2 separate regions of the Homo sapiens genome follow, and region 1 is linked to region 2. Evidence: chromatin loops called from intact Hi-C (ENCODE). Cell type or tissue: PC-9. All regions are shown on one strand. Links, peaks and the distances in the headings refer to the core of each region. The heading gives the core; the rest is flanking DNA. Region 1 overlaps AGTR1 (angiotensin II receptor type 1). Region 2 has its middle 11 kb from the start of TM4SF18-AS1.

Region 1 (15,624 bases), core at 3,833-11,832, 560 kb before region 2:
GAAATGTGATCCCCTGTGTTGGAGGTGGGGCCTGGTGGGAGGTGTTTGGATCCTGCAGGCGGATCTCTCATGAATGGCTTGGTGCCCTCCCCATGTTAATGAAAGAGTTCTTGCTCTGAAACTGTGACACCTCCCCCCTCTCTCTCTTGCTCCTGCTCTCGCCATGTGACATGCTGGTTCCCTATCACCTTCTGCCATGATTGTAAGCATCCTGTGGCCTCACCAGAAGCAGAAGCTAACACCATGCTTCCTTGTAAGCCTGCAGAACCAGGAGTCAGTTAAAGCTCTTTTCTTTATAAATTACCCAGTTTCAGGTATTCCTTTATAGCAACACAAGAATAGACCAACACAGTCACGGATAACAGTAGTTTTTCATTTTTCATCAATATAATGATCCTGCTGTATTCTTAAAGTTCTTAATCACTATTTGTCACTAATACGATAACATTAATAAAATTTGAGTCTCAGTTACTTTCCAGTCACTTATACCTAGCAGTTCAATAACATTTAGTTCCTGGACTAATGATCATGTGTTATATAAGGCAAAAAATTAAAAACAAATTTGTCTTTGAGTCATCAAAGCATCAAGGGTTTGAAATAGCTATATAACTAGCTGTGAAAAAGGGATATAAATATCCAGCTGATATTTCCTTTACACATTTAATAGTATCATTTTTCAATGAAAGCATAAATAAAATAAGTTTGGAACCAGTTTGGAATTTTTAAATATTAATCGCAGAATCTTACTAACAGAAAACAAAAGCAAGATAAATGCTAGTCATTTGTGCCTGAGTTTTTTTTTCAATAAACAGAAATGAAGCTTGCTTTAGGAAACATGTGTACTCCAAATAACCTACTATTCACACAATTCTCAGTAACATTCTTTCTTTGCTTAAATAATACAGCCAGATGTGCTTAGCACATAACTCTATAGAAAATAATAATTTAAATTAGATTTAAATAGAGATAGATAGACAGACAGACAGATAGACAGATATTTTTGAGACAAAGTCTCACTTTGTCCTCTAGGCTAGAGTGTAGTGGCATGATCATAGCTCACTGCAGCCTTAAACTCCTGGGCTCAAGCCATCCTCCTATCTCATCCTCCCAAGTATCTAGGACTACAGGCACATGCACTATGCCCAGCTAATTATTTTTTTAATTTTTTGTAGAGATGTCGTCTTGCTACATTGCCTAGGTTGCTCATGAACCCCCAGCCTCAAGTGATCCTCCTGCCTCAGCCTCCCAAAATGCTAAGATTACAGGCATGAACCACTGCACCCAACCAATATTAATATTTTTAACAATTGAAAGAGCTCAAAGAAATAGGTTTTAAATTTAGAGGCCCTGTTTTGCTGACAGGAAAGGCTTTTAGCTGGAATCAAGAGTGCTGTTGTCTTTTCCCTTCAATTAGTCATTCCTTTTAAGACTTTTAAGATTTAAATGTATGAGTCATTTTTTAAATCCCAGAAAGATCTAGTATATCTCATAAATGTAATAATACAGTGCAGACCTGGTGGAAAATAATTATTTATCTGAAACTGGGCCTCAGTGCCTTTCCTGAATCTAAACAAATGTTCATCTCACCCAGAGAACTGGGACAACAGGAACAAGGTATTGCAAGTCCAAAATCCAATCCAAAGCAGCGTTCTTCCTCCCCACCTCTAGGCAAGGCCAAAATACTTCTGCACACAGTATAGACACCAGAAAAAAACAGAGCCACTGTAGATGAAACCAGTCAGGGGGTAAGAGCTGTCTTTTGATCTAGAGCTTGCACCTTTGCTCCTCAGTAATACTCCCAGGTCAAAAAGGAAAAATAAGATGGGCAGTTGGCTGCCTCCTGGTCCCTCCAGCCTGGTCAGTGAACAGAGTGGGAAGATAAAACAGCTAAGTATCTTCCTTAACAATGCAAAGCAAGAAATCCAGTCTGCTTTGGGAAAGTGAAAGCAATGCAAATTCAGATTATTAATCATAAGAGCATCTCATGTGATATACAAAATTATTGTATAGCAGTAATGGGTCAGCCGTATTTTATTCAACACTGAACCATTAATGAATGCTAGCTAGTCTTCCTTTCACTTACAGAATGTTTATCTATACATGACTAAACAAAGAAGGAGCGCTGGAAATGATCCTGTGAAAAATACTGGCTCACAATGTATCAGCTGAGTTTGGGGCAACTGAGGTAGTAGGAGGCGCCCCCTGGACTTCTGCTGGAATTTAGATTTAAATAGATGGATGAATTAGACAAAACATACTCTCTGAAAGAGTGAGAAATACAATATTCACCAATTAAGTGAAGGAAAAATCTACACTATGAATAAAACAATAAATGTGGATACATTTGAAAATTTGAATTTCAAACCCCTTAAGATAATGTGACAAATACAACAGGCCTAATTTAACATCTTAAAGAGATCTGTGTGACCTATTTTGCAGTTTTATTTTCTTAGGACAATGCTTCAGTATCTTTAACTTTCATATTTAATCATTTTTTTTCTTTTTTGGTTTCTATGGTATCACCATCCATCAATCCATATTGGTTGGAGGGGGGGAATATATATATATATATATGTATGTCTCCCAAGAGAAAGTAATTCTGCAATCTTCCTCAGCAATTCAGTCTAACAATTAAGAACCCTTAAGCTAAATAGAAAAATTCATTTCACAGGCAAGTTTTACTCAATATGTATAATTAGTTTTAGTTAACTTTATTAATGAAATGTCGCAAATCAATTAGGTTTGCAATAATCAGATGCCGAGGACCCAAGAGGAACCATTCCTCTCACAAGAGGGGAAGGTGATACACAATTTAGTTGGGAAGCAAATGTAATTAGATTTGATCAATTGAGTATTCCTGTCCTGATGTGGAGTCAGTCACATACCCAAGCCTGAGAATATATTTGAAAAGAGGTAGAAAAAAACCCAGTATGACTTAGAAAATGTCCTTGTGGTCCTATTGGCCACAACTGGCAGCCAAAAAGGGCTTTGAAGCCACAGGTAGACAGGTTTTGTTCAGACAGGGCTATGTTTTAGATTTCTCTTTCAAATCTGAATGGTTTTACGTAGGGCAATATATAAACTTTCCTATTTGTCACAGATTCTAGCACTCTTTAATGCCTTATACTGGGTGTTTCACACAGTTATTTAACTGCCCAAATCCCAATGGCACTTCAGTTTGCAACTATCATGACCTAGAAGTTAGTTATTGAACAGTTATGAGGTAACTTAAAGTTTCTTCCCTTTGCCTCTAGAATAAGAATATCAAAGAAATGTCATGATGATAGGAATACTACTGAAAGAGGATATTAAACACTAGGTATTCCTACTTAGGGCTACAGTTTGCAGCAGATTCTATTGTGTTTCAGTCAATAAGTGTTTTTGGACACCTACATGCCAGACACTATTCTCAGCATTGAGCACAAAGTCGTGAGCAAGGTAGACAAAAATGCTTGGCCTCATAAAACTTACATTCCAGTGCATAAAGATGAGAACAATCACGTAAAATTTATAATATGTTGGATGGCATGGAAAATGGAAATAAAGTGGAAGGGAGGCTTCAGGTTAAAAAGAGTGTTTAGGGAAGGTCTTCTTAGGAAGAAGGAGGAAGCTATGTGGACATCTGGGAGAAGATCGCTCCAGGCAGAGGGTAGAGCAAATGCAAATTCCTTGAGGCAGCAATGTGCTGGCATGGTCAAGGCACAGCGAGTATGCCAGGGTCTTCAGAAACCACAGAGAAGAGTGGATAACAAAAGTGAAATCAAGTATTGAAGAGTATGAACTGACAGGAACTAGAGACATATTTAGAATGGATGCCAGAACAGGAGAAATGGGTGGGATTTTAAAAGCTAAATGATTTAAAGACTTAAAATGCTCTGAAGTGTAGTGAAATGTTCCCCAAACTGCAGATTTTCCCAGGAAACCAGGTGCATAATTTAGTCATCGATGACTGGTTCTGTGGCAATGACTCTAGTAATTAGACCCCTGCATTTTATGTCAGTTCCTTCTGGATACTCAGCTACATTATTTGGTGCTTTTGGTATACTTCAAATATGCATTGCCTATCACTGACCTGTAATCCTGTGTCTCTGGGCCTGAAAATATAACTTTTCATGTAGTAGAGAATTAGGGCTGTGCAACATTGCCACTAGATTATTTTTAATGAAAGCTTTGCCCTTTTAGATAAATACAGCAATGTATTCAAACAAGTCCTAGGGATACCACTGAGTGCAAAATGTCATGTACTAGTTATTCCATTTAAATTATTTTATCTTCAAGTCTAATAAGAAAATTCTAAATAAAATTATATATTTGGGATTGTGTGTGTATCATCCATCCACATGTAAGTAGGAATAAAATTATTTAATGGAAAATTTCAAATAGGCTAACTCTAAAAATGTACAGATAATCTGGATGAGAGAAAACTATCCTCACTTTGTGTTATTTTTCAATGGTAGCATTTTCTCATAATCCCCATGCTTTTTTCATGTCCTGCTATTCTTTAAGATTTCCTAATGAGGATTAGGGAATAGGCATATTTAACAATCTGTGTTCGCAGGTTGAAAACAAGAAAATGAAGACTAATAGTTTCTCTCCTGTTAATTTGATTTTCTACAGCTCCTCTCCTACCAGCTTAGGCAGAGGACTTAGTTACTATTTCCAATAGATGGGAGCCAAGGAAAAGACAAGCATCTGTGATGTCATGTCTCCCCCAAACGGGTAGCTGCCTCACCAGCCTCCATTAGAGACATCCCCCAGAGTAAGAAATAAGAAATAATCATGAGTAGAATGAGAAAAAAATGCAGCTTCCTTTATCTGAGAAAAACAATAGTAGCTCAATGCTGTGGCCTAAAGGGCTTTGAAAATAATGCAATTTCTGATAAAAATAAATGCCATTATTCTTGCTTATTGTCACTGTTTTAGTCAAATAAGATTTTAGCAAGCATATTTCAAATTGTTCTAAATCTAAGTAAATTGGTAATTAAATGCTATCATTAGAAAGTATTTTAATATCAGAAAAATTGGACCATAAGAAAGTTAGTTTACCCTTGTATTCATATATACATGTGCTTTGTGCTAAAAATTGTTATCATTTAGTGAGAACCTGTGACTATATTAATTAATTTAATTTAATCTTCATATTTCTCTGACCGTTAGAGAGTTTGTGACTTGGATAACTTTCAAACAACTAGTACCCTGATGGAAATCCAGAATTTTGTTAACCCAGATCACAGCTGCATACTTAAATGCTATGCAACAGTGGCACTTACCCCCAAACCGTATCCTATGGAAATGCCTTTTTAGCAAATTAAACTGAATTGTGTTCAGAGATCCACAGGTCTAAGCAACATTAGGGAAGGGGTAAAGTAGTCCTCAGCAAGGCCCTTTTCAGAGCACTCCACCAGTGCCCTTGTCCTCCTGGGCAGAGCTCCTCAGCTATACTCCCTTTCCTAGTCTACCCTATCCCACAACGGAACCATACTTCTCTCATGGAAGCCCTGGTCTCACAGAACTAAAAAGGAGGCTCCTAGAAATGGGGTTGTGTTGAGTTGACAGAGATGTGTGGCTCTTTAAACTGAAATATAATCCAAAGAGAACAAGATCTAGTAGAATTTCAGGTCCTAAGCCTGGTTAAATTTCAGGTCCTAAGGCTGGTTAATAGTACAAATACAGTTATTTATTTATAACTAGTGCAAATACAGTTATTTATTTATAACTATACAGGAATTTATTTCCCAGTACCTTCTATATTACTAACATCCCATAAAACCAGCCATGTAAGGAACTAGAACATTTTGAGAATATGCAATACATAACCTTAAACAAGAAGTTTTCATTCCTAATTAAAAAAAATAAGCTAGTTCATCACAACTTCCTTCAAATCCTTCTGCCACTGATTTCTCTCCTGAAAAGAGATATTATACGGCATTTTAGAGAAAACAAACATCTCTAAGTCACAAGGAGTGGAATAATCAAAGTTGCATTTTAAGCAAGATTATGGTTTTTTCTTTGAGTTCTCTGAATTTGAATAGTTTCTTAACCTTAGTTTTTTAACTGCTCTGAAAATGGTTTCTGTCCCTGGTGGACTCTTGTTTCAATGCAGTTATTTTGTCTGGTAGAGTCACAGAGTTAAGCTGTCATTCAGATCAGAAAAAATAAAAGAGAGAGATGAATTAATCTCAATGGCACAGTCTCCTTATTCAAAAAATAAAAATAAAAATAAATCTCAAGTCCAACAATGAATCATCTTTGAGACTCTCCCAAGTGATCTAGTTTTAAGGGCAAAAACTTTGGGGAAACTGTTGGGGGAGCAACTGGTGCCCAGTACTGTTTCACACACGTGGTTTTTCTTATCTATTGCTCACACACTTAGACATAACTGGAATTATTGCCTTTGTATTGTTGTTGCCATTTTATAAAGGAAGACAAAAAAGATCAGACAAAATAATAGTGAACATCTATTAATTGGACACTTACTGGTGTCAGGCACTGTGTCATGCACTGTGTCAGGCACTGTATTTTCTTATTTAATCCAACAAAAAAAAATAGGCTAAATTATCTTATTGGCTCAATTTTCTTTACAGAAACTGAGCCTAAATTTCCCAAATGGCTAACCAATGCCAGGGCCAGCAACTCAAATTTGGGAGTAATTCCGACACCTAGGTTCCAACCATTTTTCTCCCAGAAATAACCCACCAAATTCACCAGAGTCTAAGATCTTACTGTTACTGTTTAATTAACTGCTACAATTGCAGCATTTTAAAAAAATATAAATGAGCACTGTGCTAGTATTTAATTATAGCTTTATACTGATACTGGGTACAAGTATAAGCTAACACCATTTTGAATTATAGTAGAAGAGTCAGGAGCTCTGAGAGGAATGTTCAGGATAGAATAAAGCAGATATTTTAATGTCTCATTTCAGTGAGGAAAATTGTTAATTCATATGCCACCAGCCATCGGCAGAAATGTAACAGGAAATGAAGAAAAACTTAATTACTTTAAATACAGTGGTCTGTAGTACAAATTATTGTGCCGTGAATTAGTTTCCTTCTGCTGTAGAATTGATCATTTTGATTATGTAGCCAAGCAGTGTAAGACATTACTAAAATTATTCTTGAATCCTACCTTTGAGATCTATATAAAACACTAGGCAATTTGCCTGCAAATACATAGAAAACAATTTTTAAAAGGATTGGGATGAGTTATTTTCCCCTCTGTTAAATATTAGCCTTTGAAATGAACCCAGCTGATCTGCCAAATAACACTTGGAAATTGTTGTGTTTTAATAAAGTGACAGACTGAGAGGGAAGCCACACTAGACGTCCTTATGCTTTTAGAGGCCTTACAGGGCAGGAACATTATGCAATAATGCCTTTTAAAAGAAGTGAGCTTCCTAGTATTACACCTTGCCTGGCAACAAATGTAGCCACTTACTGAAATGCAGGCGTAATTAGAATCTATGAAAATCTAGCATCAGAATCCCAAACCTCTATGCAATACTCAGTAAATTACAGCTTTTATGTCTGTAATATTTTCAACCATTCTACTTAAATATGTGAATACATGAGTGTGGAGTTCTTTAGGAGGCCTGCTGCATATGCTAGGGAAAGGTTTCATCATTTCTAATCAGGATGGCTCTGTAAATGGGATGCCTCATGTTCAGGTTTCTGGAAGGCTCAGAGCCTGGGCTTCTACTGGCAGAGGGTAGACCCAAATGGACTACTCTAGTGAAAATCTCCAGGTGAACATGGAACGCAGTGAAAACCTGGGGTATCCAACTTGCAGTATAGGCCACCAGCAAGTGTCACCTCTATTATAACTTTAACCAGGCAAGCTCAGTCTCATGCATTAGTTTATAAAATTGCAACAGAGCCTTCTAAGACTGAAAGGACATTAGTTTTTAAACCTATATATTATGACCTAATTAAATGAAATTTTATTTTAAAGCCCTCATAAAAGTAGTAAAATTGGTGTTTTAAATAAACCAAATGGGAATTCAACCACTTTAATTTTTCTTTTGTTCCAATAGGAAAATAAATGCTTTAAAATTTGAAGTTGAAACATGGGTTTTAAATATATTGAGATAAAAACTATTTTGCATAGGCATTTTGAAGAAAATAAATTTTGTTCTCGTGATTTGTGATTGGCCATTGATTTCCGTGTTTAAGATTATGAAGGTGTGCTCAGCTGTCTACTAGAAATAACAGGGGAGACTCAGTCTTGTTTCAAATGGAAGGGCTCCTATTCGGTTTTCTCCTTCATTTCTTAAAGTGTTGTGATTTTTTTATTCCCTGGTGTTATGTCTTGAGATTTTAAATCTTAAAACATGCAATTAGGTATTGAAGTTGAAAGCTGGAAGTCTCAGCCAGCTAGTAATGGTTTTTTAAAATAGGTAATACAGACCTCTAGTGGTTGAACAGTTTGAAAGCCTCTGCAAGAAAAGGAAATTGCGCAGAAAGTGCCTGCATTTTAAGGGGAAAAGTTAGTTAAAATTATTCAGATGATAAAATTCACATATTTCATAGGAAAAAAAAAGCCAGAATGGGCTTCAAGGGAAGGTGGCACACTTCCCATCCTTTTAGATGTTCCTCAATTCCTCTAAATAAGCAAAAACTCTCTGGCCAAAGTCACAGTAAGAAGTCTGGATCTGTATTATTTTTCTCTAAAAGATCTTGTGAACAGAGCTGCTAGATCTCTGTATTATATGAAACATATATTTTTGTACACAGTTTTGCCTCACTGGGGCTTTGCTTCCTTTGTACTCCAGAGGCTCCCCATGAAAACAATCTGCAGCCACCTCAACTTGCCTGTGCTGTTCTCAGGTTCTGTCCATGGGGAGCCACACTTCAGTGAGCTCAGCGATTGGATGGCTTTTTAGTCTACATGAGAGGGAAACTCCATGTGCCTCTAGACTAGTGCTTCTCAAACTCTAATGAACACCCAAGTCATCTGGGGAATCTGCTTGAAATGCAGATTCTATCTCGGTCTGGGGTGGGGCCTGAGGCTGTCTTGTTCGTAAACTCCCAGTTGATGCTAACGCTGCCCATCCAGGGCCACCCAGAGCAGCAAGCCGGTTCTATGACAGCTCTCTTTATTTTTTAGTTACATATTTTGTTTTTACTCATTTCTTCTTTGTTTGCTCTTTTACTTTAATAACTTCTGTTAAATTTTTAATATTTGGATCTGTAAAACATTTAAAGTTCTCTTTCACTTCACTATGTACAAGTATCTCTGGGAATCTGTTATTGAAGTTTTGAGAAGTTGATCTCACATTTTAAAAATAGATTCAGTGTCATCTCTTTATCTTGAAAAGTTCATGGTAGTTGTGAGCATCTCTCTAACCACTTGAAGCTATTGGGTTAGAGGTAGCTACAATTAAATATCTGATTAGCCATATTGGGAGAGTGGGTGAAAACAGGTTTTGTGCATGTGGTAGATGTGTAGGAAGCTAAGGACCCAAAAAACAACCACATCATAAAATCAAGCAGAAACACACACACACCACACACACACACAGAGGCTCAAAGCATAAGTGTCAACAGATCAGAAGAAAACATGGGAGAATGTATTTTTTCATACCAAATTATTAAAATTCCATCATCTAAATAACTTCCTATCATAGCATGTTGTCGACCTCATTTTTCAAATCCATAATTTTAGAACTTATGTCGTGGGGTAGTCTAAAAGCCTCTTGCAAACTTTTAACATCTAGTTTCAAATCAAAAATAATATATTAACAAGCTGTAGCATAGAGGGAGTACATAAATTATCATCATTGCCCTGCATGAATAGTAATTCACAGGTTTGGCTCACACACAACTTAGATGAAATAATTAACTATGTACAGTACTTAACAGTATAAAAGTAATTAATCTAGCTGCCTCGTACCGGTTTGGCCTAAATAAACATGCAATAAAAAAGCCATAGGATTTTATTATTTTTTTACTCACGTTACTACTTTAGTGTGTTGGAATTTTAATATGTCAGAAGAAAGATATCTTTGCATTAAAAAATCATTTTCTTTTCAAATGTTAATGTACTGATTATAACTAAGTGAATTCCATATATTTATAATTGTGGGCAGATGTTCTCAATTAATAGTTTTATTCATTCTACTTCACAGTTTAGTGAAAAGGATTATTTTAAATTAAGGTGTAAATAAGAACAAATGAGATTTTTATTACTACAAATCACACAGAATTTGTTGGTGGTGCTATAATCCTGTGTAGGTATAGCTTTGGCAAAACATTTCAGATAAGCTTGTTTTTTGCCCCATGGGTTCTGGGACGAGGTGAGTTGTCTGTTTGTCCTATAAGGTTCAGAAAGGTAAAAGGGCAAGGTCATTAATTGGCTAGAGGGCAACAAAGAAGGTAGTTATCCCTGTGTGGTCAAGAAAAAGTGGCTCAGGTTATCTTGCTCGGGAGAGAAAATGTTCATTCAGCTCCAGTCCTTTTGGTAAAAGCCCACTCTCAGTGTATGAGTGTTCCTTTGCCTAATCATGTAGACTATAACATGTTTTCCCCTATATGACTCCATCGATTAATCATTGCAGTATTATCCCCACTTCATAAATGGGCAAAGAGGAGGATGAAGCCGAGTAGTTCTTCCAAAATCAAGTAGCATGTAAGATGTAGGAGCAAAACTCAAATCCAGAGACTTCTGCTTCCAGCCAAGATGGAATAACAGGGACTAGATTTACCTCCCCACCTAAAACAATTTTAAAAACTGGACATACATATGAAACAATGGTTTTCAAGAGAGTGGACATCAGATAACAAAGGGCAGTGATCCCTGGAGGATAGGAAACAAATGACCTGGGATTGTCCCAGCCCACTGCCTGGAGGGAGTTTGCAGGCATGATACAGGGATGGTACACCCAGGCAGAACTCGAGGTCCTCTCTGAGTTAAGGACACAGAGCTGGGAGTCCAGAGAGGCCAAGGAGGCTAGAGTTCAGAGTACCAGAGAGTTGAGAGCTGCACAGAGAACCCAGAGATCTGCAAATGGTACCCCTTGTGCTTCAGTGCATGTGGGCAAATAATCACCCAAACGTATTAGAGAGAACAAGCCCCAGAGGTCATCAAGAGCTAGAAAATAGTTGCTATTTCCACCAGCCACAGTGGAAAGTCTCATAATTCATGGAGCATCAGGTAGCATACTCAGTAGGTTCTTGCCTCAGGAATGGGAAAAATTTAGCCCTAGACTAATTGCTGCTCTGGTACCACCTAAGAAACCGTAAAAGTCAGACTCAAAAGAATTAAATTATTTGCAAGTAACTCAACTGCTTTTCAGAAAACAACTGGAGAAATTTTGTAGGAATACAAAAGCATCCAATATCCAACAAAGTAAAATTCACAATGTTTAGCATCCATTATAAAATCACCAGGCATGCGAAGAAGCTGGAAAGTACAACCCATAAAAAGAAAAAAATGAATAGAAACAGACCCAGTCAGTAATGACACAGATGATAGGATTATTACACTATTACATTAAATGGTTATTATGACTATTTCATATGTTCAAAATGCTTGATGGAAGTTTGAACATATTAAATGAAGACATGGGAGATATAAAAAAGACTGAAATTGAACTTCTAGAGATGAAAACTACAATGTCTGAGATGAAAACTTAAACTGAGACTTCAGATGCTAAGACTACATTTGTTTCACATCCCCACAACATTCTTCCCTGGACGCTGAGTTTCCTCCCAGCAGCTGAATACTTCATGCTTCATCCTTTCTTAATGCTGAACTCTCAGAAAAAGTCCTTCATTCTAAGAAGAGGCGGGAGGGTGCCACTCTGTAGCCCCTTTCTCATCTCACTCTGGTCCCTGCTGGCCTGGAACAGATTCCACTCCCTTCATGCACTGATACTCCACTCTAGACTGAGCCTCTTCATGAGGTAGCCATCAAGCCATCCGCAGTCATCAACATGGCACCTTCTGAGTCAGTTACAAGAGTTTGCATCATCAGACCACCATTTTCCGTCTCTGTTTTCTGACTTACCCCAAAACTCTAGTTAAAACTCATGAAATATTATCTCTTCACATGAAATACAATTAATATGGAAGTCAGCATTTTTGCATCTCCCAACGCTTCACATCCAAGGAGCTGTGTATGAAATCATGAACTATGTTCTTCCAGCCAACCAAGCAATTAACCAAAGTATACATGTCCATGTTGTCCTTGTACAGAGTTTGAAATATGCTCATGAGAATTAAACTATTTTTCAGTAAATCTGAAAAATCAACTTGCTTGTCCAGGAAGTTTTATTAGGGATAGAATCCCAAACAATGAATGTGCTAGCCAAGTGTTACTATTAATCAGAAATACTCCATATTCATCCAGGATTAATCCTGTGTAACTCCCTCAGTCAGTGTAGCAATGTGTTCTCTTCCTGCACTTTTTTTATGTGTGTGTATTCCCAAATCTGCAGTGAATGTATTTAGGAAATACATTAGTATCAAAAGGACAAATGTAGCCTTAAAACATAAATGTACAGATAATTTCCTATTTGTAGCAAAGTTCACTTCAGAAACACTTGATAAGAACTATTCAAAAATAAATATTTTCAGTATTTATTTAAAATATTTTAAAATGTAAACTCCTCACCAGTCATCTAGCCAGGGCCACTGAGTGTGGCTCTATGAAATAGCTTCAGTCCCTTTCACTACTGATGACCTTTTGAACACAAGATAATATTTGTCGAGTAAATGTCAAAATAGTATAAGAATACCCAAATCATGGATTCTATGCTGTATTCACTCACATAGAGACTTCACTTTGGAGCACTTCAGAGCAGCAACAGCTCTAAGAGATGTAACAGTATGCTTTCCAGGATAGAAGAACGAAAAGGGAAAAATAAGTTGCTAGCAAGAACAATGAGGGGTAGGGGTGAAGTTCAGGCTGCCATTCTGAAAGCTTCCTCAGACTGAGTCAGGCACATCTCACGAAGTGCAGACTATGCAAGCTGGCTGTGTGAGATCAAGGGTAGACAGTTGACTCATCCTGTCACATCTCTGTGTTTTACCGTAACCTCCAACTATTCAGCCATGAATCGCTGCATGTGGAATGGAAGGGGGAATGTCTAACAAACAGAGACATACTTCAAGTCTTCAGTCTAGTTAAAACATTGGAATGAGGGTCTGCAACATCTTTCTGGGGCTTGGAGTCTCGTCTCAGTTCTAAAATGAGATGGTTGGCCTGGATCCTAAGTTTCAAATTGGCAGCCTTTTTAACTAAATCTAATCTAGAAGAGTTCTGTTAGGTTCCACAGTGTTGGGTTTTAAAATATATATATATATTAGTTGAAAACATTTTAAAATAGGATCTTTCACATGAAATTTGAAATTTTAAGTTTATATTTTAAAGTTAGCTGTTTTCCCCCACCTCATTACAATTGGCACAGTTGACTATAGCTGAGAAGTGACCCCGTGGCCCCCCTCCAAGAAAGGGGGAGGGCCCTCCATTCACCACCATGTCCACTTCACCTATTTCTCCCAGCCTATATATGTATTTGAATATGTGAACCCTGGAATGCATAATGTCTAGGGACCATAACAACAATAGAATGCTATGAATCTCTGACTTACAAGGACTCTCTTATGAATCTCTGACTTACAAGGACTCTCTTATGAATCTCTGACTTACAAGGAAAACAAAAGACTGTAGAGAATAGTAGTTCAACCACATTTTAGGTTAAAATAGACTTTACTTGGATAACCTGACAACCAAAACATCTTTGATAATATAGTAATTGTGTATGTTTACCAGACAAAGGGTATACATGTATATTCTTGTATTTCTCTTAAGAAGAAAATCAATAAATTTGACCCATGAATTTCTTTCTATAGCAGACATTTTTGTGACTTCCTGACTCACAGGAGATACAGCTACCCTCCAAACCTAAATCAAAAGTCCGTAAGTTGCAGAATGACTTTTTATGTAAAGAGAACATACTAGTTTCTGATAAGATATAAAGAAACCATGTAATTTATCTAGGGAATGACTCTAAGCTGATCATTGACTTATTTACACAACTATAGCTACTGGAATAGACTGATTCCAAAAATATATTTTCTCTGAATTAGAATCTTTTTCATATCAAAATATCCAAAATTATTAGCATATTATGTTATTCTCACAAAGTCCTAATGAACTTCACAAATCTGCCTGCTCTATTCTGAGTACAAAAAATATTTAGCCTAATTTGTTTTTCCATTATTTTATATAGTAATAAAGTAATACCAAAAATGTTATTGCCAGAAACAATACAGTGTTGTATAATTATTAGAAAGTGAACTCATGAAATTCTATTAAAAAACAACAATTACCACATGTTAAGTCAGATAATTCACAGAAGAGACTTATATGAATACTAGGGGAGCTGTAGGCAACAAAATTTTTCTCTGAATCCTGCATTTTGAAGGAAGTTTCTGTCATTTAATTAGTTGAGGTTTGATTCACCAACCAAAGGTCTATAGTGTGATATATTTTCTTCCTCCAACATAAAGTTAACTTAAAGTCATTTGTACTTTATGTGTTTATTCTTTCACTTCTTCCCCAAAAGTAATTCTTTAAATTGCTTTATGGGATTAATAACAAATTATATCATTATATATTTTTGTATTATTAGGGCTTCTAACTTCATTATAATCAATTTATTGGCCATATATAATAATGCAACAAATTACATCTGTAAAGTAAAATTTTATGACGCAATTTACTTAGTATATGTATAAGTCTCATTCTGCTGCCCAGGCTGGAGTGCAGTGGCGCGATCTTGGCTCACTGCAACCTTCGCCTCCTCCTGGGTTCAAGCGATTCTCCTGCCTCAGACTCCCAAGTAGCTGGGATTACAGGCATCCGCCACCATGCCCAGCTAATTTTTGTATTTTTATTAGAGACGGGGTTTCACCATGTTGGCCAGGCTGGTCTCAAACTCTTGACCTCAAATGATCCACCCGCCTCAGCCTCCCAAAGTGCTGGGATTACATGCATGAGCCACCACACCCGGCCGGAGACAGGTTCTCCCTGACCTGTGAGACTGCAAAGGTGGTGTTTCCTATGAGTCCAGCCAGATAATAGACTCTGCTAACATTAATTAAATTAATATTCCTTTTTAAGATTCTAGGTGCTGAATATATATCTCTTGGTCTATAAATTAGCTTCGCACTTCAGCTATTTAGCAAACTTGTTTTTTATTGTATCTAGTGTATTCATACTGAATGGGTATAATATACTGTCTTTTGAAAAAGTTATTTTGTACACATAATCTTAAAACACTCTTCCAAGGGCAAGGTAGAGGCTTCATAATATTATTTCCATTTGTCAGATCAATGAAGGTTTAATGATTTGTCCAAGATCTCAATTTCTAGAGAAGCGAAGAAGAATCCCCCAATTCTAGTTCTAAGTTTCTTTTTTCCCTTGCTAAATCCTGCAGTCTACTGATTTTTTTTTTTTTAGACGGAGTCTCGCTCTGTTGCCCAGGCTGGAGTGCAATGGCATGATCTCAGCTCACTGCAACTTCCACCTCCTGGGTTCAAGTGATTCTCCTACATCAGCCTCCCGAGTAGATGGGATTACAGGTGCATGCCACCATGCCTGGCTAATTTTTGTATTTTT
Region 2 (15,624 bases), core at 3,434-11,433:
AGGCCAGAAGAATTAAATCTCCTGTTGTCCTCAATATGGTAAATATACTTGGCAGTTGGACTATCAGAAAAACTTTTTGCCCACTTTTAAATGCTAATGAATGCCAGAGTAATGCATTTTAGTGTTAGTTTTTGGTTATTAAGACAACAATTGGTAATATAGTCTTAGGTGTTACTGAGTACATAATATTTATAGAATATAGTTTAAGGATATCACATTCAATGATTTAACTGTGCCTTCAGATCTTAGCAGGAGTGTATAAGTTGCACACAAAGAATGTTTTAAAATTTTAATAAAATGTTATTGATGACATTGTCTGCTATATTGTTAAATGTTTCATAAGTATAGAGTAAATCCATTTTAAAGTTTTGTGCTAGGAAAAAGATGAATAATATATTTTCCTTTACATTGTCGGCCAGCGCATTTAGAGAAGAATTTTGTCTAGCAATGCTCCTTGGCTTCAAAATTTTCCAATTACTTTCTTATATTTATTTTATCAGTATATTTTAATTAGATGCCTAAATCTTTTTCAGAAGTAACTAGATTATGAAATTTTTCAATTATCTTAATTATTTAACTATAAATATTTTAACCAGTGACTCATTACCTTCCAGCTGCTGTTAAATTTTTTTTAGTGAAGAAATCTATACCAGATGGAGCATAGTTCCAAAGAATTTCTTTAGCAGCAATATAGTAATGTATAACATGTGTCCCAGTAACAAAGGCTTCTGTTGAAGGTTTCTGGCAATTACTTACTTTGAAAAATGCCTGCATACTCTCTGAAAAACAGATAGAGAATGTTATTAAAACATTAAGACAATTTTCTTGGTCAATACATATTTTCAATTTTAGCCAACAATATTGAGACTTTCTATTTCTTTGAGAAATGTGATGTATGAAATCAATGGAAAAATTTAAGATGTATGAAATAAGTACAAAAGTCAGGATGCAAAAATGAATATTAAAGGCATATATATTATTAGAGAATAATAACCAGCTTTGGACCAACTCTGAAGTGAAGATGGTACCTACATACTGAGAAGAATTTGAGAGTCCAAGAACATCTTCCCTCATGAATATGAAATTACTACTACTAGTCATTAATGAGTTAGTTGGTTTATTCAATTAACTAGTTGGCTGGAAGAAAGAAACTCAAGGCATGAGAAGATCAGTCCTGTGTTTTAATTTCAGAGCACCGTTGGTGGGAATGTAAATTAATATAGACTTTATGGAAGACAATTTGGCAAAATTTGTTAAAATTAAAAGCCCTGGCAGGCAGTGGGTCACACGTGTAATCTCAGCACTTTTGGAGGCCAAGGCAGGCGGCCTCACTTGAGCCCAGCAGTTTGAGACCGGCCTGGGCAACATGACAAAACCCCATCTCTACAAAAAAAAAAAAAAAAAAATCAGCTGGGTGTGATGGTGTATGCCTGTAACGCCAACTACTCCGGAGGCTAAGGTGGGAAGACTGCTTGAGCCCAGAAGATCGAGGTTGCAGTGAGCCATGACTGCACCACTGAACTCCAGCCTGAGCAACAGAGCATGACTCAAAAAAAAAAACAAAAAAAAACCTCTCTGCCATTATATAGTTTCACTTCTTGAGAGTCATGAGAAATATTTTCACATACATGAAGAGACATATAAAAAGGTATTAAATAAGGTCAGGCACGGTGGCTCATGACTGTAATCCCAGCACTCTGGGAGGCCGAGGCGGGCGGATCACCTGAGGTCGGGAGTTCAAGACCAGCCTGACCAATATGGAGAAACCCTGTCTCTACTAAAAATACAAAATTATCTGGGCATGGTGGTGCATGCCTGTAATCCCAGCTACTCAGGAGACTGAGGCAGGAGAATCGCTTGAACTTGGGAGGCAGAGATTGCGGTGAGCTGAGATCGCGCCACTGCACTCCAGCCTGGGCAACAAGAGGGAAACTCCATCTCAAAAAAAAAAAAAAAAGGTGTTAACTATAACATTGTTAATAAACCAAAAAGGCAGTAGCAACTTAAACATCTGTTTGTAGGCAAAAGGTTAAATAAATTACAGTACAACCAAAATATGGAAAACTATGCAACAGTTAAAAAAAAAAAGTTAAATGTATAGAGAATGCATGGAAAGAGACTTCAAGACTTTGATATGAGTGATGAAAACAACAGAATATTATATGCAGTGTGATCTACTTACATAAAACAAAGCACAAAACATAGCTATGTATTTTTATTTCTACGTGTTCATGTTTATGTTGTGTGAAAGTGCATAGCGAACAGGTTTTCAAATACTTGCACAAATTGATTACAGTGGCTAAGATGGTGGTGGGGTGGAATTGGACTGATGGTGTGTCCTTAAAGCAGCTCTCCAAAACTAAACACAAACTCTGATTTATGTGCTAATTTTTTTGTAGTGTAAGCACTTCCCATTGCAACCAATTTGAAGCTACCAATAATTTAACTGCTGGATTATTTAACTCTCAGCTCTTTTGAGCTGGAGGCTAATGTATACTGCATTAGACTTCTTTCACTTTTTCTGCCTGCTTTCCTCCACCTATTTTTCTGCCTCTTTTCCTCCTTCTCTTCTTCCATTTCTCCCACTTTTTTTCCTCCTTTCTTTCCTTCCTACCTTTCTTTCCAACAAAGGTCTATTCATATATTCTTGTAATTACTTAAAAAAAATGGAGTAAATTAAAGCGCAGAAAATCTTCAGAAGGACACAGAAAGAGGAGACACACAGGAGAAAGTGATGGGATCCCATCAGCCAACTAGGCTTTGAGGCGTTTTTTCACTTGGTCTAGGGCTGACACTAGTCTTTCTGCAGGGTTGAGGTAGAAAGACTGTCTTGAGGGTATGATCTGAGAATAAGGTAGATAGGAGGTATTGGTGGAGCTGAGTATATTTTAATCTGAAAATGATCATCTTTTCTAAGTGACAACTTTTTATCACTAAATTCAGTCCTTGAGTTATAATAGCCGTGAGTGGTTTTCTTTTTCTCACACAAAAAAATAAAGTTAAATTCTGTAATTCTAATGAAAATTATGTTTTTTTCTGATTGAAAAATAACACAGAACATTTACGTGATCATATATAGAGTTTTGTCATATTCAAGAATAAAAAAGATAAACAACAACATAACTGACCATTCTGTTATTAAATGGCAAATGTGGAGAGGGAAATAAACAAAAATAAGGAGGTTTACTTGAGTAATCAATTAGAATTATTGGGTTCTGCATAATTTCTTGCTCTGCTTCCCATAGGATTTTGATTCTTGTTTCCTCAGTTAAAGAAAAAGCTGTAATAATATCTGCTCTGTCTGACACTCAGGGTTCTCACTCAGGGTTTATATTCTCACAATGAATATAAAAGTTTTTGTAAAAACAGCAACCCAATCCTATATACTTAAAAGGATTTAAAGCTGTCAGGGACCTGGGCTCCATCACTGACTGTTTCCAAAAGGAATCATATCACCTTCTTGGATATCGGTTTCTTCATTTGTAAGGTAAGGCATTTGTAATGGGCTATGACCTTGGAAGTTCTCTGACTCTGTATCACGCAAAAGTAATAGATCACTACCATGTATCTGGCATCCCAGCATCCACACTCCAGGGGCCTTGGCCACCATGAAGGCATCTTCCAGTGAGGAGGGGAAGAGCATAATGGTGTCCTTTCTGTGATTCCGAGAGATCAGAGTTTGTCCGCGGAGGTAGACGGGGTGTATGTCAGCCACGCCACCCATGCCAACAAAATACCACTGGACCCTATCTTCAGCACACATGGTGAGATTGGGCAGATTTCCATAGATGTATCCATTTATTGCTGAAAACAAATGTATATTAATCAATCAGGCATGATAGATCAGTGCCACCTGGTAAAAATTCTGTGTATTTCCTCATCATATTAATATAAACCTCACAATGTCAACATTGTTCTCACACATAATCTATAACATCTGATTTGTGTTTCATGGGAAAGGAGTCCATATGCATTGTGTATGATGAGAAGTGAGGGGAACACAAAGGTTTAAAGGCAAGAGGAGAAAAAGTTCCTGAAAGGCAGGAAGCAGTGAAAAGGGGAAAAAAATAGAAACTAAGTTCATGAGAGAAGAAACCAAGGATAAGGGTGACGGATTATGATGACATCATTTCTGAAAAATTCTATGTTGGATAAAAACACATATTCATAAAATATTTGGTCAATTATGTCTTTGTTATTCCATATTTTATTACTTAAAGTTACGTCTTTCTTAGGTTTTTACTGTCTATTTTAAATCAGTATGAGACTTCAGAAAACAAATATTGACCAAACTTTACTTGCTATTGGACTTAGGGAATGAGCAGGCTTTACTAGTGATTTGCATTTGCATGTCAACCCAGTATACTCTGATTGAAACGCTGAAAAACATAAACTCAACTAAATAAACTTGAACAAAGGGAAATGACTGAATACGATCATAGAAGTTAGAATTATAAGATATTATGTATGAGAAAGTTCTTTTAATCGTACATTGCATGCTCATGCTCTCCTCAAAACGGGGATCACTAGTATTAATCTTGCCAGATTCAGTAAATGCACGAATATTTTCATCACTATACCAGCTTCTGCTTTCATCAGTTGTAGAAAACATCAGAAAAGAAGACCTGTCAATATCTTTTTCAGTGTCTCCATTCAGTGTCCCTGAAACAAAAAACACATTTCTTACTTTTCATGTAGACATTAATTAGAACCATTGTTACAGATACAACTACTTTTACGATCTACAGTTTTGTTAATTGTTAGGGCACGTGAAAAAGGTAAATGTTTGCGATGTGGGATGTCGGTTTTTGTAAAGTTTACAACAAACTTAAAAAAGCATATTACCTATATGAAGCCATATTTAAAGAATCCATACTCATCTTTACATCAAATCAGTAACTTTCTGCAGTGTCTGCATCTGATGACCATTATCGCGTGAGATTGTTCAAAGTCTAAAAATTTGTGTTTCCTCAAACGAAGGATAACTTTAGTTCATACCAATTTATTTATTCTTCTATGCTTATATTCAACAAATATTTATTGAATATTTGTAATGTGTTAGGTACTATGACAAGTGTTGGGTTTATAAAAGTGAACAAGACAGTTATCTACCCTTGCAGGGCATACAATCAAGGGTGGACGCCATCAATTAATAAGATACTATAGTGTGTAAAGTTCTATAGTAGGGAAGAGTTCAGTGTTTGGGAGCTGGTTAATTTAATTTTGGGTATGGAAATCTTTTCTGAAGGCAGTGACACCTCAGTTGATATTTAAAGGATGAGGAGTTTGCTGGGGTGTACCTGTAGAGAAGATTCCAGGCAGCAATTAAGATAAAAGGAATTTGGACTTTATCGTCAGAACAATCAGCAGTCCTTGAAGGATTTTAAGCAAAGGAGTGACAGACTCAGAATCATCCTCCCACCTTCACCCCCCAGACAGAAAGCCAAGTGGAGATGAATTGAAAGGGGAAGCACTAGAGACTGGTGGGGCAGCTAAGAGGCTGTTGTGGGTATCCTAGCAAAAAGATGGCAGTGGCCTGAACTAGGTTAGAGTTCGTGGAGCTGAAGAGAAGTGAGCTGACCTTGTGATGTGTACGAAGTAGAGCTGGCGGGACTTGACTGATGTATTTAGCAAGTGATGAGGGAGAGGGCAGTATCAAGAATGTTACCCAAGGTTTTGTCTCCAGTGACTAATTGGAGCATACTGGGGCCATTCCCCAAGGCAGGGAACACAGAAGGAAGGGAGAGATTCAGGGCAGGAACAAATGACGGGTTTTGGAATATGACGTATTTAGGTACGGATGAAACACCCAAGTAGAGACGCCAAGTTGCCAGGCCTGACTATCAGTAAAGGAGTTTGAACCAAAGTTACAGATTTCAGACTCATTAACCCACAGATGGAAACAAATGACTCAAAATGGATAAGATCCCTCTGTGCGCTTAGATTGAACAAAAGAGAAAAGTGCTTAGGACAGTGGGAATAAAATAGTTATAATATTTAAAAAGTATATAAAAATATAATATTCTATAAAATTATTATCAGTCCCAAATATTTTATAACAGCCTTATATTTAAAACCATAGGGCATAAATCAACATAACTGTAAGTGAGAAAGTCTTTTTCTTTTTCTTTCTTTTTTTTGTAGAGACACAGTTTCACTATGTTGCCCAGGCTGGTCTCAAACTCCTGGCCTTAAGTGATCCTCCCAACCTGGCCTCCCAAAGTGCTGGGATTACAGGCATGAGCCACTGTACCCAACCAAGGAAGGCTTGATGGCAGTTCACATACTTGCCTTTGAGAATGCAAAGCATTAAGTTATCTTACTGTTTAAAAAGAAAAGGGAGAAAGTTTGGAAATGTTCAGACTAGATAGCTAATGTTTAAGTTAAATATAATAAACACATATTCTTTATCTTGCCATTATGCAGTTGAGTTCCTTGCAATTTTGAGAAGGGCAAAAAGCTCTTCCAAAGTTGGTTTAAAAAGTTATCTCCCGGCTGGGCACGGTGGCTCACACCTTTAATCCCAGCAGTTTGGGAGACCGAGACGGGCGGATCACAAGGTCAGGAGTTCAAGACCAGCCTGGCTAATATGGTGAAACCCAGCCTCTACTAAAAATACAAAAAAAAAAAAAAGTTATCTCCCAAGGAATGTAATTTGTAATCATGAGACTATGTGTGTTTGGCATAGGAAACTGCAATTATTAAAATATTTATTGTGGAGAGATGTTTGTTCACCTAAAATTTAAACTTTGATTGTCATAGGAAGTTAAATTTGCTCATTAACTTCATAATTAATCTAGTGCTGTTGCTTTGTTGATCTTGTTTTAATGAACCAAATCAGAATTTTCAAAACTCTATATTCCCTTGCAAGTTAGAAACATATCAGCAAAACTTCCTCCTTGCAAGAATTATTAATAAACTGATGATTCTAACTGATTCACCTTAAAACATAAACACAAAAAGGTGGCAGTAATTTTGAAGGAAGATGGCCGAAGTGAAGTTTATTGGGTTTGACTACCATCTAGTGACCAACCTGAATTATTGGTTGAACTGAGGGTTGGATTTGAGATCGCCATCTAGTGCTCAGAGTCCAAGATGGCAAGTTTCCATTCTTGACTGGAAAACCAAGGTTAAGGCAGGAAAATGGAGTGCCTTGGATAGTAAAATTCCTCTAGGAGAGCAGAGGACAGCCTACCCATTCTGGTTTACTCTTTTACTGCAATGAGATTTTTTTTTAAAGTTACCTCTTTTACAAGTCAGTATTGGTCCAATAAGTCCCGAAGCTACATCTCTTGCAGTGTCTATATGGGAATGGTAAATTCTTGTCACACAATTACTGTCATTGGGGCCAGGTCCCTGATGTTCTTCTACATACCACTTGTAGGTATATTGTTTCCCTGGCTCCAGATATTCATCTTCCTTTTGCAGGCCTGTCGTATTATCAGGATAGATAGCACCTAGAAAACATATTCTGCACTGTGGTTACAGTAAATATTGGATAACACTATTTTGAATGTGACTCGGGCTTCCTCCATTATGCTACTTTGTATTTCTCAAAAAGTGTGCATTTCTCCCCACCATTTCCCAGATTCCTACCTCCCTAAATCCCCTTTAGTTGGCTTCTACCTGAATGCTCAGCTTGGCTGCAGTTTTTAGACTAAATTGGAATGAGGCAGGCAGTATATAATAGGCTATCATCACTCTTACTGATGGATTCAACAAATATTTATTTTGCACCTACCATGTGCCTAGATCTCAGATGCAGAGGTAACCTCTGGACTCCCGAGTTGCCCTCCATATTTTCTTCATTGCCAGTCAGACTTGGGACCCAGGGCATCCAAGGGTGTCCCTGTTACTTCCAAGTAGCCCACTGCAGTCCGAAGGTGGCCCATGCCGTTACTCTGAACTATTACCTCAGTTCTGACTTTGGACCGTTGCTCTCCTTTCTTTCTTCTTCTCTGGCTAAAGTGTTGCCTCAGATCCTTACCCCTCGTGGCTGGATCCTGCTAACTATGAATAAAATTCCTTTATTCAATAAAAGACTTTGAAACATGAGCAGCCTCTGATTCTCTATTCTTCTTTTGGGACCCTCCTGTTCCACACTGAACATGAAGAAATTATGACTGACTGTTTTGTACTTTCTTCCTGCCCAGCGGCCCAGCTGGAACTGGCTCCAGTCATGGTCCAGTTTCCTGAGTCTGTTTCAGTCCAGAGGATTAATTCAAGGCCTGTTTTCTAGTTCTTCTTCATGCTTCCCTGACGGAATCATCAAACCTCAGTTCAAGTTTTGAGAGTTGATTAAAAAGTAAAAAAATAAAGCAAACTCTTGTTAACATTTTTCACATTATATGTCTATAATATAGACTATTTTTCTTTTTTTTTATAGACTATATTTAAAGGGCAATAATCATTGCAAGATGGTCATGTAACATGGCAAAATAATGATGACAGATGAAAGGAATGGCATATGGGATTTCCGCTGCCCTGTATTATCATAGAGCCTCTGTTGGAAGGAGCACGTATGCTATAGGTGGTACTCTTATCAAGTTGGCCTAAAATTCCAGTTTTCTAAAGATTTATGCCAGGCCTTTTAAAAACCATATTTCAAACACTGGGAAAAAATATCTGTGTTCTACTAAAGACAATTCCAAACTCTGTTTTCCTAGCTTTCCTTGTTGTCTCCCAAAAACTCACAAAATCCTATTTGTTGGCTTTCTCTTCCCTTCCTTTTTTTTTTTTTCCAAAATCATGATGTATCTGTGACTGTAGCTGTGTAGGAGAGAAGAGTCTGCCTGGAAAGTAGTGATTTCTCTTGATACTGATATCTTCCCAGAGGGTGATCCTCATCTACTAGGAAATGGAAATGAGGTGGGGGCAGAACAGGATTTCTGCCAACCTAACATTTAGCTCATGAGTGTTTCCTACAAAACGAAACAAAAAAACACCTTTTTTTTCTTTTCTGGTGAGTAAGGGAAAAGTGTTTTATTTCCTAGGAATTGCATAAGGGCTGTCACTCAATTAAGATGAGAAACTAAAAAAGGACTGTCTTGGGTATAAACTTTAAATACATCAGAAGTAGAGTCTGCATCCACTCTAAACTCCACGTAGCTCAGAATGCTGACCAGTCCATGATTACCTGGCTTTTTCTAATGCAATGTGCTCATACTCTCCATAAGCAAAACTCAGGAAAGAGGATCTGCTTACCTTCATTTTCTTTGGAGTAGGTGAGCCCATGAGGATGATAACTATAAGCTCTTGAAGCATTATTTTTTACATGTACATAAATGAAGTCTCCAGTCTCTGCTTTAATCATTGGACCTAAAAATCCCAACCAGGATGGTTTTTCAATGATCCTTTGAAATGTATTATCAGTATCAATATTGAAAATACAAAGCCTTTTTAAAAACAAAGCTCTTCCTCGCTTGACCTCCTTGTAGAAATTCTCTATAAACAAACAAAAAAGACAGAACTTTAACAAATGTTGACTGGAAAGAAACAAAGTGTTAAATAAGCTAAATGAAAAGTCAGAAGCTCAACAGCCTAATTTTGGCAGATAAAACCCAGAGGCTGGAGAAAATGTGATGGGAGTCAAAAACAGGTATAATTGGTGAGAAGAGTGTTGAAATACTGAATGAAGAAATCAAATACAAATGTAGTAAGTAAAACATGTGGCATTTTGGTTTAAAAGACATGCCAAATTCTTTAAACTGAACTGTGTCTATGTTTCTAACCCCACTTTAAGGTTACTTTAGCATTCAAGTAGTCGATCAGTTCCCATGATTTAGGACTGTTTACACATTTAAATGGATTTGTGGATTTGTTGGTAGCATTAAGGTGTTTTGCTCTTAAACCGTGGTAAATCAGAACCCCACTCATGTCCTCTATATTTCCCTCTCTCAATTATCTGAAGAGAAAAATCGAGAAAACAGCTACACACATATCAAAAGGAAAGTGTTGTTTTATACCTTATCACGTGAACAAAATTAATGATAAACAGAATTAGCTGTGATCTGCAAAATAACGTGTCAGGAAGACAAGAGTGGCGATCATTCCAGGAAAGAGCAATTTTGGATTTGTATTACTACCTCTTTTCCATACCATGTTGGAACTAAACAAACGAAGTGGTTCTAATGGCATATGTGTCCTGCAAGTGTCAATCATGAGAAAGTTTTCATCAGCATTTCATCAATGATCAACAATTACCAACTTTTGCTTCAGATAATAACTTGTTAAATGCAAAGGATTACTTACAGGTCTTCAGAAAAAGGCTTTTCATTGAGCATATTTTTACCAGAAGGAGCATAGTTCCAAATGCTTTCTTCAATGCCTATGTAGCAGTGCCTATCTATTGCCCAACCTGGAGAACTAATAAAAAACAGAAAGGTCAATGGTAAAAGTGCCTTCATTTTCAAATTCTGAGCCTGGAGAAGTTAACTGAGTAGGGCTTGCCTACCTTTTATAATCCAGGCTTTCTTCTTTCATTTGTGTCTACTGACATACATTATCTGTCTTCATTAACATATATGTCATTTCCATTCCAAGTGGTTTTGGATTTCATTGTCAGGTGAGGTGAAATGTTGCACAACACACTGGATCGTTAGGTTGCCCATCATCCACTGTCCCTTGATAATGATTATCTATTCCTAAAATATAGGAATATTCTTCTGTCTAGTCTCCAGCCTCCACTTTCTTACTATTTAGTCCATTCTACGTACCATTCCCGGAAAATTCTTGAAATGCTACCTTTATCAAGTTTTTCTACTAGATGATAATTTAAAATTTCTTGTCATTTAAGACTTTCATTAAGTTATTCTCAAATTTCTTAGCATTTAAGACTATCCATGTAATCTAGGCCCCAATCTGGTATCTCTGATATTCCAGATTTGTCCCCAAAATTCACTTATAGGATCCCTTCCCTTTGGGGAGTTTTCTTACTAGGAACACAGTGTGAGGTGGGAGAGAATGCAGAAAACCTGGAATCAGACAGCCTGTGTTTGACTCTTAGCACTGTCAGTTATCAGCAATGTGTAATTATGTAACTTCATTTCTTCATTTATAAAATGATAATATTACCTACCAGTTAGGAAGTTGTGTAAATTCAATGACAGCCATCTTACAGAGGAGCTTGCGGACACACAAGGAAGCTGATGCATAGTCAACATTTAACAAGTGTTATTTACAGTACTTCCTGTTCCTTCGTTGTTATAATGTGCTTTCTGAATTTATCTCATCTTATTTGTGCCCATTTCCCAGTCTGATTTTGCCTCCCTCAGCCTCTCTTTTTCTCGGCTAATCCAAATTTTTCCCATTCTTCAAGGCTCAACTGAAACTTCACCTTCTCAGTGAAGACTTCCCTGACCATTTCAGCTTAGAAACATGCCCCTCTCTGAATTTACCAGCTGTGACACAGACTGTCAACAAACCACATCCTGCTTCAGACTGTTGCTTAAATTTCCATGTGGTATTTACTTTACTCCAGTAGGTTATAACTCCTACAGATTAGGATAGGAAGATTAGATAGGAAGCATTTATTCTTTCTGTTTCCTGGAGATACCAAGAAATGTTAGATTTAAATGTCAAATTTATTGAACAAATAGAGTGCCTTGGCTGAGAATACAATAAGTAAGGAAAGGAGAAGGAATGTTTATAAGCCATTGATCTGATCTGGGTATCATCATGTATTGTAATATCTATTACTATTAGGTATTGTTTGAGATTTTAGAATTGGAAAGCCACAGTGTGTTTCAAAAGTTAGACTCTAATTTAGGTTTAGAAACCCATGGTTAGAAATATTAAGACAACACAATCATATGATATATGAGTAAGACCTAGTATTTGATAACACAACAGGGTGACTATAGTCAATAATAACAAATATACATAAAATAACAAAGAATGTAATTGGATTGTTTGAAACTCAATGGATAAATGCTTGGAGGGGATGGATATCCCATTCTTCATGATATGCTTATTTCACATTGCGTGCCTGTATCAAAACATCTCATGTACCCCATAAATATAGACACCTACTATATACCCACCAAAATTTTTAAAAAATTAAAAGAACATGGTGTGTATAATTTTGTAGCTTGCTTTTATTCCTCAACTATATATCTTAGATGTCTTTTATGTCAGTACCTAGAAGTCTAGTTCTTTCATTTTAACCTCAGCATAGCTTTTCCTACCTATTTTGGATATTCTATTAATATACAAACATACTATAATTTCTTTTTTCTTTTTTTTCCTTTCTTATTTTTTTTGAGACAGAGTTTCACTCTGTCGCTCAGGCTGGAGTGCAGTGGCCCAATCTCAGCTCACTGCAACCTCTGCCTCCTGGGTTCAAGTGATTCTTGGGCCTCAGACTCTGAGTAGCTGGGATTACAGGTGTGTGCAACCACACCAGGCTAATTTTTGTGTTTTTAGTAGAGATGGGGTTTCACCATGTTGGCTAGGCTGGTCTCAAACTCCTGGCCTCAAGTGATCTGCCTACCTAGGCCTTCCAAAGTGGCAGGATTACTGGCATCAGCCACGACACCCAGCCTATTTTTCAAAACACACAAAATCAAAGTGTATTTTTCCCATGTGTACATATAGATATCAATACCTATTTAAGAAAATGCCACATACTCCAAATGTCAATACTCCAAAAAGTGTTGGAGTTTTGGATGAAGAGATCAAATATAAATGTAGCAAGTAATATATGTGGCATTTTGGTTTAAAAGACATACCAAATTCTTTGGGCTGAACCATCTATATGTTTCTAGCCTCACTTTAAGGTTACTTTAGCTCTTAAGGAGTAGATCACGTTCCATGACTTAGGATTGTTTACACAATCCTTGCCTGAGCCACCGAGTGCTTTGGCAGATTTAAAGTCACCAGCAGATCTTGGAAGGAATTCAGAAAAGCTGGGTCTCCTGGAGGGACCTTGGCAATGGGAGAAACCACCCACAGGAGAACCAAGAGAAGAGATTCACATCCCACACCTTTTGGGAAACAATTGAAAGGGCTGGCAAGAAGACCCCAGTCAAACACAATGTGTCACAAGAGAAAAGGATTATACATGGGCTCTCTGCCTCAAGGAAGAAACTCAACTGGATTCAAATAGTTGGAAGCTATAGGCCCATAAATTTAGCTCTGTATATGGAAGAACTTTAAAGCCTATCCTGTCACTGTGGCCTGGACCAGCAGCTGTAAAAGGACCCACCCACCAGGTGGGAATGGGATTCTTTAAATGAGCTTTCAAAGGTCCCTTCTTCCCAACATTCTATGACTTCTACCTCATTCTCATAGGAACATTAATTTTACCCTGGAATATGGATAGCAAAGGAGCGATTCAGCTGGCATTTTTTTTTCTACACAAGGTACCCCAAAAAGTGCAAAAAAATCTCCTATATTCAATTCAAGCAGATCTACCTCCAGTTCAACTCCACCATTTACTACCTGTGTCATGTGGGACGAGCTGCATAATCATTCTGACCCAGAGTCCTGTTATTTGTAATATAAGGGTAATAATAATTAAAGTTCATGGCTCCTGCGAGGACCTGGCCTCTACTTTGACACAGAGCAGGCACATGGAAAAAGTTAGCTCTCAGCCCACTGAGAGCTACAACGAAAATGGTAGAGCATGGTATTGGTAAATATTTGTTGTTTTGGTTCTTCTCAACAGGTGACTAGGAAAATTGGCTTCTATTTTTTTTTTCTTGTTGAAGGGTGAAGGGTCAAGCACTTTTTCCTAGGTCATGTTACATACTATTGTTTGTCAGGATGAAAATAATTGTTCCAGTCCTTTCTGTTCCTCCCTGAATAGCCCTCAGTAGATCAGCCTTTTGGTACAGCAGTGTTTAAAGTTGGTCACTATCATTTGATTATATTCTTGGTTACAGCTCAAGAACATAACTCACTTTATTTAAGTTTACTTAGCCAAACTTTGTTGAATTTAGCCTGAAGGTGTGAGGCTAAATACCTTGGAGGAAATTTAGATTCCTTCCTGGTTTTTCCATTCCAGAACTGTAAATAAGTTTAAGAAATAAATACAGCAAATAAAAATGTGCATAAGGGACTAGTGATAATAACATCTGTTTGTAAAAAACTCTGCTATATAGAAAATATTTTATAAATGAAAATTATTACCCTATGTAATTTTCCCAACAGTCTCTCCCTTACCCCTGCCCCTTCCTTACATCTGATTTGTAGATAAGAGACCAAAAACTCAAAAGGTCAAGTAACTTGCTGTAGAATGCACATTTCCAAATTGTAGTGCCAGTAGTCAGCTATAGATTACTGGATTCCAAATAAAATTTTCTGTTCTTTTCATACTACCTGTAATAGCAGTGGCTTTAATAGTTTAAGTGTGTAGACTTCTATATTACCTACAAATGCTCAGTTTTTCTCAGAGTATATGGCTCTAATTATATCTTCCAACAAAGCTGATAAATTAGATATAAATGATGTTGGGGCAAGATGGGGAGTTTAAAGACACCATGGAGGATGTCAGTCACTGTTAGATCCATTTCTATTCTTTGTATTACTTCTACCAATAACCACCATTTGTTGAAAGTCAGCTCTTCCTTAGCCCTTTTGTAAATATTAGCTCTAATTGTGCCACCAACTCTGAAAGGGAAGCTTATTAAGTTCTCTTTTATAGATAAGGAAACTGGAACTTGGAGATTTTAAACAACTAACCAAAACAACTAAATGTTATTGCCAGAATTTAAATCCAGGACTTAAAGCCTGGTGGATGCCCTACCATTAAACTCCTTGCCTTATAATCAAGGTTATTCTATGGGAAACTATATACTAGATTAGAAAAATTTGAATAAGTAGAGCAGCTAGCAGCTGGGGCAGAGAGAGTTCCACTTGGGCTGGAGCTCTGAGTCCTTCGCAGTTTAAGGCTATGCAAATTACAAGCTTTCGCAGTATGGGGTAGACTACATAAGACACTGGAGGCCTACAAAGCAAGGCACAGAAGGGAATAGTGGGAAGACACTGAACAGTAAGAAAGAGAAAAGCAGCCCCCCAACATCCAGGAGCTGTCCTGGTACTAGTGGCTAAGCTTTGCCCAACTAGGAGCTGGCCTGGCACTCACAGCTAGGCCCTGGTGTCCTCCTCCTTGGCATAAACAATCTCCCAGAACACCAACATCAGACAGCACCACTCTGTGACCCTAATGGAGCCAGAAGAAAAACAATACCACTCCAGAAAATGTCTGAATATTGTTGATGAAAAGAGTCAAACTCCGTAAAATATTTGAAGACATTTATTCTGAACCAAATATGAGTAACCATGGCCTGTGACACAACCCTTAGGAGGACCTGAGAACATGTGCCCAAGGTGGTTGGGGTGCAGCTTGGTTTTATACCATTTTACGGAGGCATGAGACATCAATCAAATACATTTAAGAAATACATTGGTTTGGTCAGAAAGGCGGGACAATGCCGAGTGGGGGCTTCCAGGCTATAAGTAAATTTAAACATTTTCTGGTTGACAATTGGTTGAATTTGTATAAAGACCTTGGATCAACAGAAAGGCAGGTCTGGGTTAAGATAAAGAATTGTGGAGACCCAAGTTATTTACAGAGGAAGCTTTTAGGTAGTAGGCTTCAGAAACAATAGGTTGTAAAAATGT

Evidence for each region. Hi-C counts contacts between places; a loop is a spot of excess contacts. Peaks named below come from ENCODE experiments on the same cell type or tissue, not always from the same donor. Only the 100,000 strongest peaks of a DNase experiment are listed, where the experiment ranks them.
Region 1: it touches region 2 in a loop (4-fold over the local background); 4 of 110 quality-filtered maps call a loop at or near these places.

The regions. Positions count from the first base shown.
Region 1 is chr3:148,710,765-148,726,388 of GRCh38, forward strand. All of the region lies in intron 2 of AGTR1 (angiotensin II receptor type 1), which reads left to right. Among named protein-coding and RNA genes, the nearest start is that of AGTR1, 21 kb to the left of the region's middle. In PC-9, for the core only: a CTCF peak has its summit at 8,423 (motif pointing left); no DNase peak of the experiment used is centred there.
Region 2 is chr3:149,266,259-149,281,882 of GRCh38, forward strand. It overlaps the pseudogene CPHL1P. Among named protein-coding and RNA genes, the nearest start is that of TM4SF18-AS1, 11 kb to the right of the region's middle. RefSeq lists an enhancer at 3,286-4,485. In PC-9, for the core only: CTCF peaks have their summits at 7,066 (motif pointing left) and 7,270; DNase peaks (open chromatin) are centred at 7,063 and 11,413; H3K27ac peaks cover 1,119 bases.